Regions from separate parts of the Homo sapiens genome. Here region 2 is linked to region 1. The links are chromatin contacts, found by Hi-C or POLR2A ChIA-PET in ENCODE. All regions are on one chromosome and are shown on one strand. Each heading gives the region's core, a stretch centred on a gene start or an enhancer-like site at or near the end of the contact. The rest is flanking DNA. Distances are from core to core; before and after follow the strand shown. Region 1 holds the start of HIGD1A (HIG1 hypoxia inducible domain family member 1A). Region 2 overlaps NKTR (natural killer cell triggering receptor).

The links. A loop is a pair of places that touch in the nucleus more often than their neighbours do. ChIA-PET counts read pairs that join two places held with the same protein, here RNA polymerase II (POLR2A). Pooled maps may share reads with other maps.
Region 2: a loop to region 1 is called in a pooled map, with 12 times the contacts of the local background. The contact joins the enhancer-like site here to the promoter of HIGD1A in region 1. A Hi-C loop is called at or near these places in 10 of 50 pooled maps. POLR2A ChIA-PET finds 5 or more read pairs at or near these places in 3 of 52 experiments (OCI-LY7, T-cell and WTC11).

Annotation. Positions count from the first base shown.
Region 1 is chr3:42,802,225-42,807,959 of GRCh38, forward strand. It overlaps HIGD1A (HIG1 hypoxia inducible domain family member 1A), which reads right to left and starts at 2,266. Exons shown (of 4, transcript NM_014056.4): 1 at 2,212-2,266. RefSeq lists a silencer at 2,222-2,441 and an enhancer at 3,303-4,100.
Region 2 is chr3:42,635,923-42,641,657 of GRCh38, forward strand. NKTR (natural killer cell triggering receptor) reads left to right here. Exons shown (of 17, transcript NM_005385.4): 13 at 946-3,828. The region is part of intron 1 of ZBTB47-AS1 (ZBTB47 and NKTR antisense RNA 1); the gene reads right to left. Among named protein-coding and RNA genes, the nearest start is that of ZBTB47, 15 kb to the right of the region's middle. RefSeq lists enhancers at 2,171-2,400, 2,611-2,690. Within about 2 kb of position 2,794, at least 4 of the 41 ENCODE cell types and tissues checked have a DNase peak (open chromatin) inside an H3K27ac peak, as active enhancers do.

The sequences.
Region 1 (5,735 bases), core at 1,016-3,515:
GAACAGAAGAAAACCTATTTCTCCGTTCTTCATCTATGATACAGACTCTGAAGCTTGTATGGATAGGGCATTTGACCTGGGTTTCAGAAAGTAGCCCCTGCGGTAAGCATCAGGGTGTGGGGAACAAAATGGTCATTATTTGCTTGAAACGACAGATGATAATCTGTCTGTGATTCCAGAATACCTTATGTGTACATTTCAGAATAAAATTAGTAAGGATTAATATTTAAAAATCCAACACATATCAGTTATTTGTTATTCTGTAGTCAAAATATTATAATTCCCATATAGTACATATCTAAAATACTCTCTGAATACAAAATTTTGATAACTGTCTAATTACCACGTAGAAGTTTCCAAAGTATTCATGGTTTATAGCCACCTGAATTGAAAACTGGTTAAGTATCAGGAACAATAAGTTCTAATCATATAATTTGAGAGTAACAAATCAGATGAATAATCCAAGCCAATAGCCTTATTTTACAGGTGGGGAAAGGGTTGTGAGAGGGTTATACGAATTGCTCAGTACAAGGAATACATGTCTGGTGGGGTAGGATTAGAATCCAGCTCTTCTGATAGAGAGTCCTGGGTTCTTTTGATTGACGATATATTGCCAAAGCATCAATCTTACGCTGCTGATGTAAATTAGATTAAATTGGCAGATAAGAATTCTGATTAGAAAATTTAAGAATCCATTACTCAACAGAAGCCCACGTTGTTCTCTTTGAATGATATATATAAAAAAATCATGCCTAAGGTAAACGGAATCTTCTTCAGTGACTTAACTCATCTAACAATTTCAATTGTGATTTGAAAAGACTTTTTTCACTACACCACTGCCAGACTTTCCTTCATTATCGTTTTCTCATCCACCCACAGTAGTTGTCCCAGATTTCTGTCAGAAAGTTGAATAGACGCTAAAAAAGGCACCAGTAACCAGATATTTAAAGTCAGTTTGGAGAGCACAAATTAATTCTGTACGCTTAGTAAGACACGACTGAAGACCTTTCCACAGGGAACCTAAAGAGGCATTAAGGGAAGATGAGCCGTCCAGCATCAGGAGACGTAACAGGTTGAATGAAGGATCTTTCTTCACAGTCATTTTGTCACGGGAATTACTATCTAAAGCAACGCTGGCTTCAAACTGATTTTGCATCAGTCGCCCATCAGCTTGTTTAAAATGGCTGCCAAGGCCCCAGCATGGAGATCCGGATTCAGGTGGTCTGGGGCAGAGCTCAAGGAATCTTTAAGAAGCCCCTTCAAGTGACTCTGGTGCACAAAGAGAACTCCTAGTATACAGGACTCCAAATATGTGTGTCATGCTGGAGCTTCATGACCAGGTTGTCACCGCTTCAACCTGTTAGAACTTTCCATCCAAACCTGTCTTACTCCAAAGTGCCTTTGTACTTCCGGAAGCAGGGATCCCTGTCGTGGGGATTACTCCGAAGAGGGAAATAGCTGCTTCCCACTCCGGGAATTTAAGACAAAGGCGAATATCACTGCTGCATCATGTCGGCTGCTCCTAATTCTGCCCTTACGCTGTGCTTTGTAATCTCTAACCCGCCGACTCGGCAGGAGAAAAATTTAATTCGGTCACAGAAGCACTACACAGGACCCTAGGCCTTATCACTTTCCCAGGGTGGAGGAAACACCAGGTCGGGGAGAAAAGCAAGACCAGGACTGGAAGGTCCTCTGCTAGTACGCCCTCCCCTCAACCTCCCGACCTTCCTCGCCGCCTCTCTTCCTGTGACCTTGTCGTGACTCCGTGACCGGAGCGCTCGCTCTCCTATCCCGCCTCGCCTGCCGCTTAGCCCGCTCTTCAGAATGTTCCAAGCTCCGGGGAAGCTCCCGCTCCTCGCTCCCCGCCGTCGGGCCCAGTCAACACCCTCCTGGCCCCCGTCTCTCATTACCACCCCATCAGCGAGTCTTCCCCGCTCGGCAACTCACTCCACAAGCTTCTGCTCCATCTCCTCGCTGGCTCCGTCTCCCCTCACCCGAAGGACCCTAGGCCTCGGCTCCCGACTCCTCTCATCCGCCCATGCTCGAGGCCGGGCCTGAGCCCCGGCAACTCCACCTCTCCTCCCTCATTCGAGACACGGACTCCCAGCCCCCACCCCCAAAGTCCTTTCGGCCTGGCCAAGCGCTGCCCCACTTCTTCCCGCCCCGCGGCCCGAGTCCCTGGCTCGCAGTCCCCCGGCTTGTTTCGCTTACCTAGAGCGAGAAAACCTCTCACACCCCAACCGGCTTCCGATCCCTGCAGGCGCACCCAGTCCTCCCGGCTTCTCCCCACCCACAGCCGTCCCAGCCAATCAGAGGCCAGCGGCCGCAAAAGGACGCGTGCGTGTGCGCGGCGGGTGGGGCAGTGCAGAGCGGGTCCTGGATTGGCTGGGCCGGTGAGTGCTGGCCCACTACCCCGGCTCTAGCGTACTGGCGGAGACAGACGTGAGAGCTCGGCGCCTGGGGTTCGCGCCCGGGCACTTGAGGGGCTTTGGCTCCTGGCCCAAGGACTCCTCAGATTTCTCCTGCCCTTTTCCCCTCGGGCAGCGGAGGCGAGCACCGCGAACGCCGTGTCCCGAGCGCCGCCGCCTGCGGACGCCTCACGGGCCGGGAAGGGATGCGGGTGAGGGGTTTCGGCTGCGGGTGAGGTTGTGTTCCCCGACCCACCCGGGTCCGACTGCTTGTTCTCGCCGTTCAGTAACGAGATGCAGACAGACTGGGAAAGAACGGAGTTTATTTCTGCAACAGGTTACAGGGAGAAGGTCGGAGTAACTCACCAGACCAACTCAAAATTATTAATACAAGTTTTTCTAGTGCTTAAATACATTCAGTGCATTTACAAGTCGAAAGCCAAAGTGTTTCACTCAAGCCAATCTTTAACGGTAATAGGGTCAGGTGTCTAGACAATTGCTTCAGAGCCTTGGAAATAATCTAAAGTGGGTCCTGGTACAAGGTGTGCAAGAACAACTCCATTATTTTAATTAAACTCTAGGGGTTGAAAAAGCTCAGGCGGGATCCTAATGGACTTGTCTTTACATTCTAGCCTTTCTCCTAAGGCACCAGTTTCTCCAATGTTTAACTTATACATGCATCAGAATGACAGTGAGGCGTTGGTGAGAGCTGCTCTGGTTGCTAATGGAGATCTGGCCTGCCACAGTGGGAGCAGAGCTTGCCCAGTGCGCCGGGACGACTGCGGGCTCCATCCATTCCGCTCCCAGGGCGGTTGTCGGCCAGGACCGTGAGCTGTCAGGTCCCCCGCGGGATCCTTCCTGGAGCTTACACTATAGTAGGAGGCAGCCAGTACTTGCAAGCACGGGGTCGCGGGAACTACGACCTCACCCAGGCCAGGCGACCTTTCTCTCAAGAAGGAGATGTCAGAGGCCCCTCGTGACAGCGAGCTTCCGGGGACAGGGCTCCTAATGTGTTTGTCAAGTAAATAATGAGTAATAATCCGGCCAATTGGTGGGTCAACGAAAAAAGTCAAACTCTAAGATATTTGAAGAGATTTATTCTGAACCAAATGTGAGTGACCGTGGCCCCTGACACAGCCCTCAGGAGGTCCTGAGAACATGTGCCCAAGGTGGTCCAGGCACACTTGGTTTTATACATTTTAGAGAGGCATGAGACATCAATCAAATACATTTAAGAAATACATTGGTTTGGTCCAGAAACGGGGGACAACTCAAAGGCGAGAGGGGAGGGGGCTTCCAGGCTATAGGTAAATTTAAACATTTTCTGGTTGATAATTGGTTGAGTTTGTCTGAAGACCTGGGATCAACAGAAAGGGAATGTTCAAGTTAAGATAAAAGATTGTGGAGACCAAGGTTCTTTTGAAGTCTTGTAGTGGCTGCCTTTAGAGACAATAGATGACAAATGTTTCCTATTCAGATGTTTGAAAGGTGCTAGACTTTTAATCTCTTTAGGATTGGGGGGCCTGGAAGAAAAAGATCTAGCTATGTTATAGGGATTCTTTACAGATGAGAATTTTTCCCCGCAAAGGACAGCTTTGTATGGCCATTTCAAGATATGGCAAAGAAATATGTTTTGGGGTAAAATATTTTTATTTTCTTCCTTGTCTTATAATGTTATGCCAGAGTCAAGTTGGAAAGTAAGTCACGATATATAGAGTTAAATAAAACCCATTTGATGATAACTTATTATTTGTGGGGCATGACTCCCCAGACCCCTTAGATAGGAATTTGGGCATGATAAAAAAAATCAGAGCTTAGTCCTCAGATGCAAAGCATCTACAACTGCACCATGGAGAAATCTGTGATTAAGTTAGAGTTTCTTGATATAACCACAAAACAAGGCAGACTACCAAGTGCTCGTCATACAGATAGGAACTAAATGTCATGGGCTCAGGATTTTGAAAATCGTTCATCTCATAATTAAGATACATGTAAGAAACATTTCATGCTATGGATGATTAAGAACTTCATACTTCGCTGGGCACGGTGGCTCACGCCTGTAATCCAAGCACTTTGGGAGGCTGAGGCAGGCGGATCACCAGGTCAGGAGATCGAGACCATACTGGCTAACACAGTGAAACCCCGTCTCTACTAAAAATACAAAAAATTAGCCGGGTGTGGTGGCGTGCACCTGTAGTCCCAGCTACTGGAGAGACTGAGGCAGGAGAATGGCGTGAACCCGGGAATCGGAGCTTGTAGTGAGCCAAGATCGCACCACTGCACTCCAGCCTGGGTGACAGAGAGAGATTCTGTCAAAAAAAAAAAAAAAAAAAAAAGAGAGAACTTCATACTTTGATTATATGGTAGCTTTCAGCTCCTTGAAGGCACATATTTTGTCTGGATGATCCTGGTATCTCCTTGAATGCTGCCTGTGTGCTCAATAGAAATTCAATAATGGTAAATGAAGAAAGATGTAAATGCTGCAATAACTGGAGGGTTTAAAAGATAAGTAGGGATAGTCAGGAACTATAGGATAAACCCCACTGCCTTCAATATGAAGGTCAACCGGAAGTCATTAGTCTCTTGATTCTGTAAACACAAAGGCTAATGGCAGCAGTGACCAAAGCATATTCATTTCTGAAGGCAATGTATATGCCTCAAACTAACATCAGCTAACTTGTTAATTTCCAGAGAATAAGATATACTGCCCCATCAGCGGAGAGCAACTAGTTGGCAACATACTAGCCGTGACCTTGGATTTGATTTCTCAAAGTGTCACTTTTTTCACTTGTAAAATGGGGGGTAACATGAATGATGGTTAAAGAGGAAATATATGTAGCATGTTAGCCCCATGCTTGGCATGAAAAATGTTAGCTATTGCTTTAAAAATTCCTTGCTGTGTACTGTGCAAAAAGAGTCAGACCTTGCCCTTGAAGCTGTAAGTATAAGCACCTTTTAAACCAATTACTATTAGGGCTCCCAATCCAGACCCCAAGAGAGGGTTCTTGGATCTCCTGCAAGAAGTAATTCTAGACGAATCCATAGAGTACAGTGAAGGCAAGCTTATTAGAAAAGTAAAGGAATAAAAGAATGGCTACTCTATAGGCAGAATACCCCCAAGGGCTGCTGGTTGCCTATTTTTATGGTTATTTCTTGATTGTATGCTAAACAAAGGGTGGATTATTCATGCCTCCCCTTTTTAGACCATATAGGGTAACTTCCTGATGTTGCCATGGCATTTGTAAAATGTCATGGTGCTGGTGGGAGTGTAGCAGTGAGGATGACCAGAGGTCACTCTCGTCGCCATGTTGGTTTTGGTGGGTTTTA
Region 2 (5,735 bases), core at 1,544-4,043, 170 kb before region 1:
TAATTAGGACTTAGAAATTATATAGCAGATTCTTTCCTAGCCAGCCAGGTCACTGATGAGTTCATTGGTAAATAGGAAAACCTGCACTCGGTGTTCATGTTGACTGTTGATCGCAGAGACTTGCTTTTTTAGAAGTGTACACATCTCTTACCTTCAGTGATGTCCCACAGTTGAATATTTATTTTAGGAAGGGGATAGGCCCCAGAATAGCTAGTGAAAAATATACTAATGGGACCCTGTGTAATCTTCCATGGTAGTATTCTCTTTTTCTCTGGGGACATCCTGCAGAGTGGTTTGGAATTGTGAAAAGGAGGAAAAGGAATGCATCTGCTGTGTAGAAGCGGCTCAGACACAGTGGTGCTGAGGACTTTCAGTTCTGAGCCTTGACATTAACACTCAGATTGTAACCTGTATCTGTTTTTGTGTACTTTTTCCTCAATTTCTGTTTTAAGTAGTTTACAGTCTTAGGGGAAATCTGGATTACCTGTCTGAGGTGGAGAAAAAACAAGCTTCATGCTAGTTTCAAGCAGCTATCCTGCATCTTCAGAAAATCAACAAATTGTTTGAGACCTTGGTTTGACTCACCCTCAAAAACTGTCCTAGAGGCAGAGGGTTGTGAGCAGATAACAGCCAGGAACTCTTGTGATTTGAGTTCAGCAGTGTTCTTGTGATTAGTTGGTTTGCTTTTCAAAAACATTTTCCTAACAAATGTAAGGTTCTTTGCTTAGCTTAAAAAAAAAATCCTTTTGTAAGTGAATTTGTTAGTAGTTCTTAGTGTGTGTCTCTGAAAGTATAACAAGACCAGGCCTATAACTCTGATTCACGCTTCCTGCGTGTGCTTAAAGTGTTAATGGGGTCAAGAACTTTGTTGTTAACAAAGCTGTGTCTTAAGGTGTAGAAAACATGCTTATAAATCACCGCATGAATATTATGTCCTTTCTATAGGTTAAGTGACCCCTGTTCAAGCCGATGGGATGAAAGAAGCTTGTCTCAGAGATCCAGATCATGGTCCTATAATGGATATTATTCAGACCTTAGTACAGCAAGACACTCTGGCCACCATAAAAAACGCAGAAAAGAAAAAAAGGTTAAGCATAAAAAGAAAGGGAAAAAGCAGAAACACTGCAGAAGACACAAACAAACAAAGAAGAGAAGGATTCTTATACCGTCTGACATAGAATCCTCAAAATCTTCCACTCGAAGAATGAAATCCTCTTGTGATAGAGAAAGGAGTTCTCGTTCTTCCTCATTGTCATCTCATCACTCATCAAAGAGAGACTGGTCTAAATCTGATAAGGATGTCCAGAGCTCTTTAACCCATTCCAGCAGAGACTCATACAGATCAAAATCTCACTCACAGTCTTATTCTAGAGGAAGCTCAAGATCAAGGACTGCGTCAAAGTCCTCATCACATTCTCGAAGTAGATCAAAGTCCAGATCTAGTTCCAAGTCTGGGCACCGAAAGAGAGCATCAAAATCACCAAGAAAAACAGCTTCTCAGTTAAGTGAAAATAAACCAGTTAAAACAGAACCTTTAAGAGCAACCATGGCACAAAATGAAAATGTAGTAGTACAACCAGTTGTAGCAGAAAATATTCCTGTAATACCACTGAGTGACAGTCCCCCCCCTTCAAGATGGAAGCCTGGACAGAAACCTTGGAAGCCCTCTTATGAGCGAATTCAGGAAATGAAAGCTAAAACAACCCATTTGCTACCCATCCAAAGCACTTACAGTTTAGCAAATATTAAAGAGACTGGTAGCTCATCATCCTACCATAAAAGAGAAAAAAATTCGGAAAGTGATCAGAGCACTTATTCAAAATACAGTGATAGAAGTTCAGAAAGCTCACCAAGGTCAAGGAGCAGATCTTCTAGGAGTAGATCTTATTCCAGATCATATACAAGATCACGTAGTCTAGCTAGTTCACATTCAAGGTCTAGGTCTCCATCATCTAGATCTCATTCACGAAATAAATACAGTGATCATTCACAGTGTAGTAGATCATCTTCATATACTTCTATTAGCAGTGATGATGGAAGGCGAGCTAAGAGGAGACTTAGATCCAGTGGGAAAAAAAATAGCGTTTCACATAAAAAGCATAGCAGCAGCTCTGAAAAGACACTTCACAGTAAATATGTCAAAGGTAGAGACAGGTCTTCATGTGTGAGAAAGTATAGCGAGAGCAGATCATCTTTAGATTATTCTTCAGACAGTGAGCAGTCAAGTGTTCAGGCCACACAGTCAGCCCAGGAAAAAGAGAAGCAGGGCCAAATGGAAAGAACACATAATAAACAAGAAAAAAACAGAGGTGAAGAAAAATCCAAGTCTGAACGGGAATGCCCTCATTCAAAAAAAAGAACTTTGAAAGAGAATCTTTCTGATCACCTTAGAAATGGCAGTAAGCCCAAAAGGAAGAATTATGCTGGTAGTAAATGGGACTCTGAGTCAAATTCAGAACGAGATGTCACTAAAAACAGTAAAAATGACTCCCATCCATCCTCTGACAAGGAAGAAGGTGAGGCCACATCCGATTCTGAATCAGAGGTTAGTGAAATTCACATCAAAGTCAAACCCACAACCAAGTCGTCCACAAATACTTCACTGCCTGATGATAATGGTGCTTGGAAATCAAGCAAACAGCGCACATCAACTTCTGACTCTGAGGGGTCCTGTTCCAATTCGGAAAACAATAGGGGAAAGCCACAAAAGCACAAACATGGGTCAAAGGAAAATCTTAAAAGAGAACACACCAAAAAAGTGAAAGAGAAATTGAAAGGGAAAAAAGACAAAAAGCATAAGGCTCCAAAACGAAAGCAAGCATTTCACTGGCAGCCTCCACTAGAATTTGGTGAAGAGGAGGAGGAGGAGATTGATGACAAGCAAGTTACTCAGGAATCAAAAGAGAAAAAAGTTTCTGAAAACAATGAAACCATAAAAGATAATATTCTAAAAACTGAGAAATCCAGTGAAGAGGACCTTTCAGGTAAACATGATACAGTGACTGTTTCATCAGATCTTGATCAGTTTACTAAAGATGATAGTAAACTCAGTATTTCTCCCACAGCTTTAAATACTGAGGAAAATGTGGCCTGTTTACAAAACATTCAGCACGTTGAAGAAAGTGTTCCCAATGGAGTGGAAGATGTGCTTCAAACAGATGACAACATGGAGATCTGCACTCCTGATAGGAGTTCCCCAGCAAAAGTAGAGGAGACTTCCCCTCTAGGAAATGCACGGCTTGATACCCCAGATATAAACATTGTTTTGAAGCAGGATATGGCAACGGAACATCCTCAAGCAGAGGTAGTAAAACAGGAAAGCAGCATGTCCGAAAGTAAAGTGTTGGGTGAAGTGGGGAAACAGGACAGCAGCTCTGCTAGCTTGGCTAGTGCTGGAGAAAGTACCGGGAAGAAGGAGGTGGCTGAGAAGAGCCAGATCAACCTCATTGATAAGAAATGGAAGCCCCTGCAAGGTGTGGGGAACCTGGCAGCACCTAATGCTGCCACATCCAGTGCTGTGGAAGTTAAGGTGTTGACCACTGTGCCTGAAATGAAACCACAAGGCTTGAGAATAGAAATTAAAAGCAAAAATAAAGTTCGGCCTGGGTCTCTCTTTGATGAAGTAAGAAAGACAGCACGCTTAAACCGTAGACCAAGAAATCAGGAGAGTTCAAGTGATGAGCAGACGCCTAGTCGGGATGATGATAGCCAGTCCAGGAGTCCAAGTAGATCTCGAAGTAAATCTGAAACCAAATCAAGACACAGAACAAGGTCTGTCTCCTATAGTCACTCAAGAAGTCGATCGAGAAGTTCCACATCATCTTATCGGTGAGCAATATTCTCTTTCCTTTCTTCTCCCAAGGAGAGTCTGTTATTGTTTAGCTTGGAAGAATATCAGAATTAGGGACAGAATCACTATTTCCAAATATCTGAAAGGAATAAGAAGTCTTGTTTTGTGTGATTCAGAGAGTAGATTGAAAACTTAGGGAGAGGGAATTTCAGGAGGAGAAATTTGGGCTGGGTTTACAAAACTATTACTATCAGTTTAAAGCTCTCTGTCACTAGAAATGAGTTCCCATGATAGGTGGTAAATTCTCCATCTTTAAAGGTGTGAGGCTGCTTCTTGCCAGTCAAGTGATGCCTTAGAAGGGAATCCTGAATTGACAGAATATATAGAATTTGCAGATCATTAATCTAACCTTCCATTTTACACATGTGGAAGTTGAGGGCCAGAGAGACAAAGTTACCTGCCCAAGACATGCATCTTAGTTTAGATGGGGCATAGGGATAAAAATGATCATCTTTAGATTTTTGTTGTTGTTTGAAAAGCAATAAAAGAATTTAAAACACCTTTTTCTCATCTTTGTCACTCTGCACCTTCATGAAAAGGTTTTTTGTTATTGTTATAAATTGCATCATAACTTGTCAGCATAGAATGGATAACAGAGATGAGAATTAAAAACTAAAAATATTTGTGATGGTAATAGGAAGTTAGTAAGCAGTTGTGTTGCATTCTTTTTCTTGTAAATATTTTATGGTTTTACCTGTTTCTTAATTATTCATATCCCTTATTTTATTGTGCTTGATATTCATCATTTGAACTGAAAATACCATAAGAATCTTTGACGTTTGTTTCCTTTCTAGTTATTCATCAGTCTTTCTTCCCTTGCCTACCCAGACTTCCTAAAAAAGGAACCGCCACGTGCCATCTATACTCGGTCTCCCATTTTCTCCTCGGCTGTGTGCTTGCTGCCTTCTGTGCCTTCCCCTCCCCGCATCTCTTAGTTTACTGACTAAGACTTTCAGGTACTTCTGATGGCCAGTACCATGGCGTATTTTCAGCCTCACTTCTGGAGCCCTCTGCTAGCTCTCCTTTCTCCCACTCAGGCCATTTCGTCCCTGTGTTCTAGGCTTCTCTTCTTCCTCATGGCCTTTTCTCTCTGAGTTCCTGTTGATAGATGCAGTTGCCTATTGAGCGACTCCAGCTTCCTGTCTGCTTATGATCTGCCTTAACCATTTACACAGAGACAGCTCTGAGCTATTCGTGATGCTGGCCACTCTTCTCATTTACCTTCCCACCTCTGCCTTGGAGTGGGTGGTATTTCAGTTTGTAATGAAGACAGCAAGGCGTAGAAAGGCTAAGGGACTTGTTCTAGGCTATGCAGCTAACAGGTAGTAGACTGAGATGGATAAGCCTGGGTGCTGCCCTGCCTCCCTGTTTTGGTTACCTGCCTGGGCCTGACACCCCCATTAGGCTGTGAACTCCTTGAAGTCAGGAACTGTGTGTTACTCATCGTTCAGTCACCTCACAGGGTCTGGCTTTATTATTTTTGGTTGAATAAATGACTACAATCTTATTAGAACATAACGTATTCATTTTCTTGCAGATATACTGGAAGCAGGTCATGTCTTCCAAAACATAGTGCATACTGAATAAAACCTATGGTGATATTACATAATGTCACCTGTACACAGAGGTATTGTTCTGTTCCTGAATGACAGGCCTAAAGTAGGGGAGAAGGGTGGGGAGCCAAGTGAATGCAGAGGGGCAGAATTGTACTGCTTACATTTTTGCTTGTTTTATTAAGTATTAGACATAAAAAATGATAAAAGTATAAAAAGCTATATAATACATACTCATGTACCTGCCATCTAGCTTAAAAAATAGATCTTTGGGCCGGGTGTGGTGGCTCACACCTGTAATCCCAGTACTTTGGGAGGCCGAGGTGGGCAGA